Linked DNA regions of Mus musculus: region 1 is linked to region 2. The links are chromatin contacts, found by Hi-C or POLR2A ChIA-PET in ENCODE. All regions are on one chromosome and are shown on one strand. Each heading gives the region's core, a stretch centred on a gene start or an enhancer-like site at or near the end of the contact. The rest is flanking DNA. Distances are from core to core; before and after follow the strand shown. Region 1 holds the start of Vti1b (vesicle transport through interaction with t-SNAREs 1B). Region 2 holds the start of Arg2 (arginase type II).

The links. Hi-C counts contacts between places; a loop is a spot of excess contacts on that map. ChIA-PET counts read pairs that join two places held with the same protein, here RNA polymerase II (POLR2A).
Region 1: POLR2A ChIA-PET joins it to region 2 with 28 read pairs in Patski. The contact joins the promoter of Vti1b here to the promoter of Arg2 in region 2. A Hi-C loop is called at or near these places in 1 of 37 maps with a recorded cell type or tissue (gastrocnemius). POLR2A ChIA-PET finds 5 or more read pairs at or near these places in 2 of 5 experiments (Patski and embryonic stem cell).

What each region holds. Positions count from the first base shown.
Region 1 is chr12:79,171,054-79,177,372 of GRCm38, reverse strand. Vti1b (vesicle transport through interaction with t-SNAREs 1B) reads left to right here and starts at 4,915. Exons shown (of 6, transcript NM_016800.3): 1 at 4,915-5,153. The coding sequence starts at 5,039. It overlaps Rdh11 (retinol dehydrogenase 11), which reads left to right. Exons shown (of 7, transcript NM_021557.6): 7 at 1,123-3,140. The coding sequence ends at 1,228.
Region 2 is chr12:79,127,100-79,133,153 of GRCm38, reverse strand. Arg2 (arginase type II) reads right to left here and starts at 2,366. Exons shown (of 8, transcript NM_009705.3): 1 at 2,174-2,366; 2 at 1,241-1,313. The coding sequence starts at 2,284.

The DNA of each region.
Region 1 (6,319 bases), core at 3,666-6,165, 42 kb before region 2:
TTTGAGGCTTGCTGGCTAGCCAGTCTAGCTGAATTGGTGACCTCTAGTTCACTGAGAGACCCTGCCCTAAAAGGAAGGTGGAGAGTTATTGAGGAAGACATGTGATGTCAACATCTGCCTTCCTTATACATGAATACACATGTGCACATGTGCACACATGAACATGAATGTATGCATGCTGATGTGTACACACACATGCATGCACAAAATGTACTAGATGCAGAGAGTATAAAATGAATAAAAGAGAATTGTCCTTGAAAGAAGTTTCTAGGTGGTACAGAGTTTGGATGCCTGTCCTGCAGAGTTATGGCAGTGTAGAGGAGGATTCTGAGAACACCTCTCTGTGGCTCGACTGTGTCCCCAACACAACAGTGTGGAGAACGAAAATCATCAAGCTCATGGAATACTGCTGCCATTATTACTGAGTGGGCTTGGTATTAAAAAGTGATTTCCCTCATTCTCACTTTTATGCTTTTTGTTCTTCCTCGCCCTTTCTCACTGTGCCCCCATGTGCTAGGACTTAAGTGGGCCAGGCAGTCAGTACTCAACCACTGAGGTAGCTCCCGATCCTTCTCCACTCCTGTAACAATGCCTTCTGCAGCCAATGTGAACAGCAGGATGTTAGCCACAGGTCACTGCCCAAGGCCTTGAGGGGTAGACCTTTGACCTCCTTTGAAGTAAATGGACCTGTCTGTACAGTGTCTGGGCGACACTGATATAGCTAAGCATATACACAGACCACCACTTTATAGCGAAGCATTCTGATCGGAGATAGTTGATTGAGAAGATAGAAATATTTTCTTGAGGGAGAGACTGAAGAATAGTCTGGCTGTGGTGGCATGTGCCTATAACCCCAGCATTTGAGAGGAGGGAGTCAAAAGGATCATGATGTTGAGGCCAGGCTGGGCCAACAGAGCAAGTGGTCCAAGCCAGCCTGGGCTACATAGAGAGATGCAAATAAATAAAAGGATCAGCAAATGAAGGAATAGGATAGCATTGTTCTGTAAAGTATCTGGGGGACCCGTGAGCTCTAGATTGTTTTCCTGGCATATTCTTTATATTAGGCAAAGAGAAAATGCCATTATTGACCCTGTGTTTCAAGTCTCTCTGTTTCCCTTCCAGTGATTGCCAGTTGGCATGGGTCTCTTACCAAGGTCGCAATGAGATAATAGCCAGGCGGCTGTGGGATGTCAGCTGTGACCTGCTGGGCCTCCCAGTGGATTGGTAAGTGGTGGTTTGGACTCAAAAGAAGATTGGAGGAGATGATGATTATCCTTCAAAGTGGCCAAAACCTTGAACCTGAAGAGCGAAGAACTTCAAGCCTTTCCTGCTTGGCATCCAGTTAAATCCTAGTACACTGCCAGGTTCCTCGAAACCCCTTGAGTTTGTATTGACTTATTTTGTTCCTGCTCCTGCCAGCGTTTCTAGTGGTATCACTAAGACAGAGGACCTTCATGTGACCTACACAGCTCCTATTTTCCTTTGGAAACTCCCCCTAACCAGGAGCATGAAAGCCCTATGAAGATTGGTACATGACAATGTGGATTAGATGGAGCTCCTCCGAGCCGACCATCCTCTCCTTGAAGAACTCCATTGTAACCTCAGCTGAACCTCAGGAGTCCCGGAGCCTGGCTCAAGGGCAGGCAGGGCTTTGTGGTCCCAACATCTGGATACTTAAGAAAAGTTTTTACTAAATCTGGCAGTCTGAAGCTTTGGCTTCTGAGACACTTTTCTATGTCCAGACCACTGAAGAGCTTCCTTCTCTAAGAAATTTGTGGGATTTGAAGGGCAGAGATAAAAATAAAGCCAAACTGTCATTTTCTCCCGCTGTTTCTCAGCCTAGTAAGGAGGTAATGAAAGGAACGGTATGAGACGATAGGTCACTGGGGTCAGTTACTGACCCCAGACCCACAGAGGCCTCTTTTTTGTGCCTTAGTTTCTCTTAGGAAACTAGAAAAGGAAAGGCCTTCTCATTGTCATTGTGTCGATTTTGTGTGTCTTCTTGTGCATTCATGCAGTTGAATGTGTTTCCACAAAATTCACAATAGCCACAAAGGAAAAGTTCTTAATCAGACTGTAGTGTAGACAAATTACCAGAGATGGGACAAATCACTGTGGAGTCTTTGAGTACAGTTGCAAAGCAAGGGAGACACTATCTGTGTTGTAATCGGTCACTGAGAAGCACAGATGCCGCAGGGAAGAAGTTTAAAAGAAAAATCCTAGGAGGGGACACATGATAATGAAGGGGTCAGCTGAGGATCTAAAACCATAACGGAAAGGCAGTAATAGACAGCTACAGAAAGGCACACTGTCTTAATCACCAGTCAGTCAGAGTGATAGGAAAATGTCCAAAGCACAAGAGTGAAATATTTCTCTATTCAGAAATGTTATCCTAAGGATTGGTAATTATAGTCAGTTCATAATCTTTTAGAGCATTTTCTTACATTAGCTTAACAAGATGTCCATTTCAGGAATGTGTATGGAGAGATGGGATGGCTTAGTAATGCCTGCTGTTCCAGAGGACCCTGGTTCAATTACTAGGACCCACTTGGCAACCACAACCATCTATAACCTCAGTTATAGATGATCTAGAGGATCAGACAGCCTCATCTACCTCCACAGGCCCTGCAGGAATGTGGTGCATAGATATATATGCAGGCACACATACAAATAATTTTGTAAAAAAAAAAGAAATCAATTTTGACTTTGGGGGTATGCTCTCCTGAAATGTTGAGGCCCCTGGGTTTGATCCCAGCACTGCAAAAGAAAGTAGAGATAGCCTCAATTTACTACGATTCTGCTTTATTTGGAGAGCTTTTATCAAAAGCAATGCAGACCAAGGGTGTCAGGAATCCCTCATGTTCCCATCACTGGTTTGGAGGATGCTATTCTAAGGGAGTTTGCCATTTCCTCGGGCTGACAATTATATTTTAAGCTTGAATATGTAAGACTGACAGGACCACAATCTTTAACTTCTAATATTTGTAAATTAATAAATTTATGGGTTTGTTCTGACCAATAAACGTATTTTAAAATTAGTTTATGGGGATATTGGAAAATTTTTGACAATGCAGTGATTAATTAAAATAATATTTCACTTAATTTATATTCACTTGTCAATGAAAACAAAGGTTCTTTTCAATTACCTTGTTTTTAATTCTAGATTATAACTGTTAGAATTAAATGAAAGTAATTGTAGCTTAAAGAAAACACAGTTATGCAGTTATTTCCCATTCTATTGGATGCCTGTGTCCCAGAATCACTATAGTACACCTAAAATGCAAGTGTCGTTAATTTGGTTTGTGATCACCAGACCAATCATCAAATCATTTTCTACTTACGTGACACCGACCAAAGGTCACTGTTTCCACATCTCTCGGTCTTGGCAGGAGCTCCTTTTTATATCTATTTCTGCGACAGAAAGATAAGACTTGGGGTTGAAGAAATGTCACAGTTCTTTGGATCACACACAACTCTTAACAGCATGGCAGGCAGCCCACCTGTAACTCCAGCTCCAAAAGACCCAACACCCTCTTCTGGGCTCCACAGGCAGGGCACTTGCCCTCACATGTGTTCATACATATTCAAGTATAAATTTTTTAATTTTATGTTTTTTGGGCATGGTTTCTCTATATGGTCTGGCTGTCCTGCAATGTGCTCTGTAGACCAGGCTGGCCTCGAACTCAGTGATCCATCTGCCTCTGTCTTCCAAGTGCTAGGATTAAAATTGAACAACAACACTCTTGAACTACCTTTTAATTTTATAAGAAAAATATTAAGACTTCGCACCACTGCTAACAACATCAGACTTTGTCATCCCTGCACACTGCGTTTTGTTTTTATTTTTTCATTGAATTTAACGGTTGGTGGATTCAAGCTTGTAAAACCCAGGGCTTCAAAGACAAAAATCACCAGGAACCCACTCCCACACACACCTTAGAAGATGGACTATAGGATTTGCTTATGCTAGATAAGTGTTGTACCCCTCGGTAACACCCTTTTATATATATATATATATATATATATATATATATATATATATATATATATATATATATATATTTCCATGTATAAATATTGAATCACCACGAAAACTTTTGTGAGTGGGCCCTTTGTTGGAAACCCTGCCAACAGTATACACAGGGGTTTATATCTATGGAAGGACAGAAAGGACTTCGTAATTGTTGATATATTTCACATAAGGGCAGATAAGATGGGTCTGTCTTCCACACCAAATCATACATTACCCAAGGGCAGAGACAAAATTACTTTGATCAATATATAACTTTGGTTTATCAAAATGTCTATTCTTAACATGTTGTGAATGAGAACCCGGGGCAGCCTAATGGTCTGGACTGGTTCAGCCGCTAAAAGCTGTGGGTATTCTGGGATCACACTGCCCATTTTCCGGTTCTGAAAACATGTGACCCTGGCCACTTAATCTCTCCACTTTTATTAGAGTTATACCATCCGAGGGTAGGCAGGCCTCTGCTCATCTATCTAGGGCTGAGACTGAACATTTAGACGGGATATGAAGTCAGGTGGCAGAAGGAACTGCGATGACAGCGAGGGGCGTGTGCTAGCCAGTCTGCGCAACACCGCTGGCACTCCGGGCCCTCCCTGCACGGCCGTCCTCCCTCACTTAACTACAATTCCCAGTATGCACTGCAGGACCGGCGGGCCCGGATGAGGCGGCCGAGGCGCCAGTCCCGCGGGCTCCCTCGGGCCCTTCCCTTTGGTACCTCCTCTGTGCCCACTGTTTGTCTCCAGGTCGGAGCCACCGGCTCGTCTTGGCGCGAGACCGCGCCCCTGTAGTAGCTGAGTGTCGTCCCCGCCCCGGCTTCTTGTCAGGCTTTGGCGCCCGGCGCCCGTGCAGTGACAAGCAGGGGGAGGGCGTCCGGCTCCGAGGACCCCGGAAGCGCCTGATTCCGGGAGGCCGAGGTGCGGCTGCAGTGATGGCTTCGGGGCTGGGCAGCTGATTGCTGAGGTGGGAGTGGGCCCAGCGCCCGGTGGCCGCAGCTCACGCGCAACCTGCGCCATGGCCGCCTCCGCCGCCTCCTCCGAGCATTTCGAGAAGCTGCACGAGATCTTCCGCGGCCTCCTTGAAGACTTACAAGGGGTGCCGGAGCGGCTGCTGGGGACCGCGGGGACAGGTGAGGCGGGGGCGGGACCAGGCCGGGAGGACTCCGCAGGGTGCAGGATCCCAAACACCGACCCGGGGCTCCCCGCTTCCCCTTTGGGCACGCCCCCTGCTGCTGTCGGGCCCCGGACGCCCAGGGTGTGCTGCCTCTTGTGGTGACTGGGGGCGTGCAAAGGGATAGACATTAGGATGTCCTCTCCTAGCGAGCCTTTAGTTATCTTCCTCTCCCAGTAGCATAGGGCATTCTTCAATCTGTGCTCCTGTGACAAAACAAAAAACAAAAACAAAAAACAAAAAAAACCCTTAATTTGGAGTTGGGCATGTAGGAGTTTGGCATTTTGGTAGGCAATGAAATTTTAAAAATAGTTGTAACCATGGAGATTAGCTTATATGTGAGACAGTGGCGGGAGGTGAGGGGAGGAAGACAGCTACATTGGAGAGGAACCGGAAGTCTCACATTTAGACTTTTTTGACGTACTAGGGTAAATCCTTAAGGAACATAAGCAGCGGAGTAATGTGGATTTCATTTTAGAAGCAAGGCGGCGGATAGCTGGATAGAGGATGTGAGAATGGCTATAAGAGACTGTGTTAGGAGCTTCTATGACAGTTGACTGGGTAAGCATGCGAATCTGGAGAGTGAGCATTAAATCCAACAGGTGGTGCCGAGATTTATGAGACTGGTGGATGTGAGGAGGAAGATTGAGAAGGGGCCGTGTCTTCTCACGTGATCAGTTGAATGAATGAACTTAAATAAGAGGCGCATACTCGTTTGAGCTGGAGATGAGAATGTCTACCTGTGCATTAAAGATAACAGTGTATGACAAAATATTTTTCTGCCATTCAAGAGATTGCCAGTGGTGAACACTTTTAATCCCAGCACTTGGGAGGTAGAAACAGAATCTCAGTGAGTTCAAGGCCAGCCTGGTTTTACACAGCAACACAGAGTTCCAGACCAGCTAGATTCTTCTATCTTGAGACTCTATCAAAAATTAAAAAAAAAAAAAAAAAAAAAGGAAGGAAGGAAAGAAAAGAGTTCTAGAGTCAGATTATCTAAGTTACATACACCTTTTATTAGCTATGTGACTTTGCAAGTTATTTTAACCAAACTAGTTTCCACTATAAAGTAAAACGTAGCATCTGACTTCATGGAGTTTTTGTGGGGAGTAAATGAGATATGTA
Region 2 (6,054 bases), core at 1,117-3,616:
TCACTGGTAATCTAGTTACTCAAGCCATTCCAAAGACATCACAACCTCTACCTTATGAGAGACCACCCCATCCTTGGACATTTGGCCCAGACTAATTTGAAAGTGTTTAGGCCACTACAGTTTTGATACTCAAGCTGAGGTTGGCTCTCTGTAATGTGGCCCCTCACCTGTATGCCATCTCAACATACTCACTGGTTCACCAACTTGCTGTTTGTGGTCAGCTTTCATCTGTCTTTGTTCCCTATCATGGCCCCGCATAAAAGGGACACATTAGACGATTTCATTATTCCTGATTCTGAAGGATGAGGGCCCTTGAAATGGCTTCATGATCATCAACTGTTTCAGAGTAAGAGTTGACATCTGTAGTTCACCCTGATTCTGCATTCCTGTCGCCAAAGCTTTCTATCGACTGTGTAAATCATAGTCACAGCAGCAGAAAAGATTTGTGAATGGTGCTTGAGACAACTGGGGACATGCTAGCCGTATTTGGGTCAGATACCAAACAGGTATTGAAATGTGATGCCACAGTACTAATAGTTCTCCACTAACTGTAGACATGGTGTTTATCTCGGAATTCTGATTTATTTCTGGTCCTAAAAGTCTAAACACTACCTTAATTACAACACAGAAAATTGCAAATCTGACTTCAAGGAATGCCTGTAAAAATGCACAGATCTATCTAGCTCTTACCTCATCTGCAAGGAGTCAGAACTCTTCCATGGAGGAGGCTAGCTAGGAACTGCTTTGAACAAGTCACCCAAGTGATTTCATAATTAGGTAGTTTTGGGGAAAAAAAAAAAAAAAACATCTACATCAGGGTTACAATAATACAAACCCACTAGCCCCAGAGAGGAAATGGTTTGGAAAGAGGCAACACGTGTGGTGGATGACTCAGGCTTGGCTCAAGTCTGAGTTAGGAAAGCTACCTTGTAACCAGGAAAGGTTAACTGAGCAGTTAGCTCTTGAGCGAGCTAGAATCCTTAGCTGCACTGGCAGTACACTGGCAGTACACTGTTCCAGGACCTACTTTGCTCTGCTTCACTTTCCCCAACACTATCTGCAAGAAGACTTCCTCTGAAGATTCCCTGATAGATGTTTATCTGCAGAAGGAATCCAAAGGATACCAGATGGGAACAAATTACAGGTGCCAAGCTGCTACCACAGGATCAGGATAGAAGAGATGAGATTCTGAACAGGTTTTTTCCCCTTCCGGAACAAACACAGAAATCCAACCACTTACCCAACCTGGAGAGCCTCTTCAGCAAGCCAGCTTCTCGAATGGCAGCTGGACCATATTCCACTCCTAGCTTCTTCTGTGAATCATACAAACCCCACAGACATAAGAGAAGGTGAGGAAAGGAGCAGAAACACTTTGACACAGAAATCTCTGCTGCTACCCGGAGCTCCTAAAAGACTCCTCTGCAAACCTTTCACAGCATCAAAACTTCTACTGTAGAAGGCTGATCGTTTCACTAAATGCTTAATGGGCGGAGGGAAGATTCTGTTCTTGAAAGCAAATCAACCTTCTGAGTCCCTCACTGAGAGCCAGACCAGGAAAGTCTCGGATCAGGAAAGGGCTCAGTGAGCTTTGATCCGGTACCTGTATCTGGCAGAACGCGGCACCTAGCTTCCCCATCAGTGAGTGCGCCCTCCGCGACAGCAGGTTCCTTTCATTGAAGGCAGAACAAAGCCCCTTCGTCCCTCCCGCAGTTGCAGAGACCGACATCAATTTCTTTCCAGGTTAATGCTCTTTCTGCAAGAATAGAACCTGAAGCCTGCCTTAATCCCCGGTCACCGTCTCTAACCTCCTCTCCGACAATTTCTCAACGATCCCGGTTTTGCCTTCTCCAGCTCCTCCATGGAATCCTCTCTCTTTTCCTTCCTGTCATCACCCCAAAGCTGGAAATGCCCACTCTCCGTCGTCCTGGAGGCCGCAGATGCTCGCTTCTCGATGCCCACTTCCCTCCCTCTCGATGCCCAGTGCCCTCTCTCACCCCCTTGCCTTCCATCAGTCCCTCATCTCCATCTGGGTCCAGGAAAACCCAACGTGCGCTCCACGTACCCGCCATGGGATCCCGCGAGCTCTTCCCCCCGTTTTTTCCCCCCTCCTCCCTCCTGGCCCCAAGAAACTCTCTAGGCTTAGTGTCCCGTCAGCTCGGGTCGCAGCTCTCACCTGTCCCCGAGAGAAAGGGGCTCCGACTATAGCTACAGAGTGGACGGATCTCGTCAGGACGCAAGGAATTTGCCCGTGGAGGAGACGGGAGGCGCTGCTCCTCAGGAACATGATTGGCAGGGAGGGGATTACCCTAGGAGAACCGGCTCGGTGCAACTCAGGACCTCGAGTGAGTGCAGCCTCCCACAGCTTCGATGCTTCACTAGGCGAGCGCACCGCCCTGTGACGTCAGCATCTCTCGGACACGCCTCCAACCAGCCCCCGGCGCACCTTCTCGGAGGACTACAGCTCTCCAGGGCCTGGGACGCGCCTGCCGTTAAGTCACCATTGGACCTGTCCTCTCTTTCCCTGGACACGCTCCCCCCGCCCCCGATGCCTAAGCCACCAAGGCGGATACCATAAAGCCGCTGATCAGAGTGGCACCTGTGTGGTTTCCCGGGAAGCAGCGTCCCTGCCAGGTTGGAGACCTCAGTGGAACTTGAGAACTTGACACATGTACCCGCCCCAGGCGCTATCTCGGCTGAAGAGTTGGCACTGGCCGTGGCCTGCCCGCACCCGGGGTCATCTGCTAACCCACACCAAGTCAGCATCCATCTGCAGCTTTCTATCTCAAAGCTTAAAATCCTAGAAACATTTACCCCATCAGTGTCCTCTTGAGTCTGGCTTTTTAAAAACTCACCTACCTTGGATCTTTGGGGAGAATTTAGAATTTACCAAGCAATTACTTTCTAGATTTTTTTTTTAATTTTTTTAAACAAAATTTTATTTCCTTTTCAGATTTTTTTAAATGTGTATGAGTGTTTTGCCTGTATATATGTTTGTGCACCACAGACATTCATGGTGCCCAGGGAAGTCAGAAGTGGATATAGGATTTGCTGGAACTAGAGTTACTACAGACCTTTATGAGCCACCATGTGAGTGCTGAGAATCAAACCCAAGCCCTTAGCAAAAGTAACAGATGCTCTTAACTGTTCAGCTACCTCTCTGGGCCCCTGTTTTCAGTTCTTTACATGAACAATAAGAGCACTGGTTACTAGAGGCCAACTATATCAACACATTCTGATCATTCTAAATTAAAAGGAGGCTGAAACAAATCCAAAAATATCAAGGAGCTTTTCATGGTTTTAATAGTAAATAGTGGCTGATGGCCCTGCAATTACGGACACACATTGCTCTTGCAGAGGACCTGGTTTTTGCAGAGTTTTATGCATAGCCATTAACCCCAGCTTCTGGGGAATCCGATGCTTCTTGCCTCCACAGACACAGCAAGCTAGGGGAGATAGAAGGATCTGCATTCTTTGTTGTAAGCACAAGTTTACAGTATGATAAAATGGACATATTGAGTGTTTCATACAGTGGCAAGATTGTCTAACACTGTACTCTTAACTGTGACTCTGTAGCCTGCTGTAGTGGCTATTCCTGGTTGTCAACTTGACAATATTTGGAATGAACTACAATCCGGAATTGGAAGGCTCACCAGTGACCCTTATCTGGAGGCTTGGAGATCCTTATCTGGATCTTGGTTTGAAGATCTTGAGCCGTAGTGGCTATGGATTCCAGAAGATTGAATCTCCGAGTTAAGGAACACACCTTTAATCTGGGCTATGCCTTTCATCTGGGATTAAAGGTGTGGTGGAACACACCTTTAATCCGGGCTACACCTTTTGCTGGAGACAATATAAGGACATTGGAAGAAGGGAGTCTAGCTCTTGCTCTTGCTCCTTCGCCTGCTTGCTGCGTGAGACTGAGTAACTGCTAGATCCTTGGACTTCCATTCACAGCTGCGACTGAACCATTGTTGGGAATTGGGCTGCCGACTGTAAGTCATCAATAAATTCCTTTACTATTTAGAAATTATCCATAAGTTCTGTGACTCTAGAGAACCCTGACTAATACAGAAGTTGGTACCAGGAGTGGTTCTAGAGTAACAGAAGTACAAGGATGAATCTTTTAAAATACTGGAATTGGCTTGTTGATCCACCAGCACTTTCAACTATTGAAACCTCTCCAGATTCTCTCCCTCCTGGGAGCTCAGAGAATTTTGAAGACCCATGGTTGAAACTATATTCCGAACTTAAAGAAGCTAATGCCCTTGATTTTCTTAATGAATTAGGTGATTCAGTGCACAAAGCTTTCTACAAGATGGGGAAAAAATCGAAAAATGATTTTACTGGCTGGCTGCTCTTAGTATCTGTGGAAAAAATGATGAATGAAAGGAAGGAGTTGTGTGATAAAATCGAAAGGCTCCAGACACAAGTAAACGATCTAAAAGTTGCTAAGTGTGTCCTTGAGGAGAATCTTCTCTCTTGTAGCAATAGAGCTCAAGTTGCAGAAAATCAAACAGAAACTCTCATTGTAAGGTTGGCTGAACTACAGAGAAAATTCAAGTCTCAGCCTCAGAGTGTGTCGACAGTTAAAGTAAGGGCTCTAATTGGCAAAGAATGGGATCCTACAACATGGGACGGGGATGTGTGGGAAGACCATGTTGAAGCTGAGAATTTTGAATCCTCAGATTCTCAAGGGTTTGCCCCACCTGAGGAAGTAGTACCCTCAGCCCCACCTCTTGAAATAATGCCTTCCCCACATGAGAAAATTAATTTTGCAGAGTCTGCTCACGGCCCACCAATAGTTTCTTCTAGACCTGTAACCAGACTCAAAGCAAAACAGGCTCCTAGAGGGGAGGTAGAAAGTATAGTCCATGAGGAAATTCGCTACACTACTAAGGAGCTTAATGAGTTTGCTAATTCATTCAAGCAGAAACCTGGTGAATATGTGTGGGAATGGATTTTAAGGGTGTGGGATAAGGGTGGAAGGAACATAAAACTAGAGCAGGCTGAGTTTATTGACATGGGTCCTCTGAGTAGAGATTCTAGGTTTAATACGGAAGCTCGCATAGTTAAAAAAGGTGTCAAAAGTTTGTTTGAATGGTTGGCTGAGGTGTTTATCAAAAGATGGCCTACTGGAAATGACTTGGAGATGCCTGATATTCCGTGGCTTAGTGTTGATGAAGGGATTTTAAGACTTAGGGAAATTGCAATGCTAGAGTGGATATATTGTGTAAAGCATAATTGTCCACAATGGGAAGGTCCAGAAGATATGCCTTTCACCAGCTCTATAAGACGCAAATTGGTGAGAGGGGCACCAGCACATTTGAAGGGTTTTGTTCTTTCCCTTTTCCTTGTGCCAGATCTTAGCATTGGAGATGCTTCTGCTCAATTAGATGAATTAAATTCACTGGGTTTAGTTGGATCCCGAGGTAACAAGGGCCAGGTGGCAGCATTGAATCGCCGGAGACAAGGTGATCCTAGTTATTATAATGGACAGCGTAGACAAAAGAATGTTTATAATAACATACCCAGTAATGGTCAGCACAGGAGAGGTGAAATTTATAATGGCATGACTCGCTTGGACCTTTGGTACTGGCTAATCAATCATGGTGTTTCCAGGAATGAAATACATAGGAAGCCTACTGCATATTTGTTTGATCTGTATAAGCAGAAAAATTCTCAAACAAATGAAAGAAAGGCTACATTAGATCGTGGTAAACAGCAATCTCGGCCAGTGAATCAATTTCCAGACTTGAGACAGTTTGCAGATCCGGAACCCCTTGAATGAAGGGGTGGCCAGGTTCCTCTGAGGAAGGATCTTGATAAGACACTCAAAGGTTTTGCTGTTACCCTTTCTCCAGTTCTTCCCCAGAGGGACCTACGGCCTTTTACAAGGGTAACTGTACACTGGGGAAAAGGAAATAATCAGACTTTTCGGGGTCTGCTGGATACTGGTTCTGAGTTGACACTGATCCCAGGGGATCCCAAGAAACATTGTGGCCCTCCAGTTAAAGTAGGGGCTTATGGAGGGCAGGTGATTAATGGAGTTTTGAC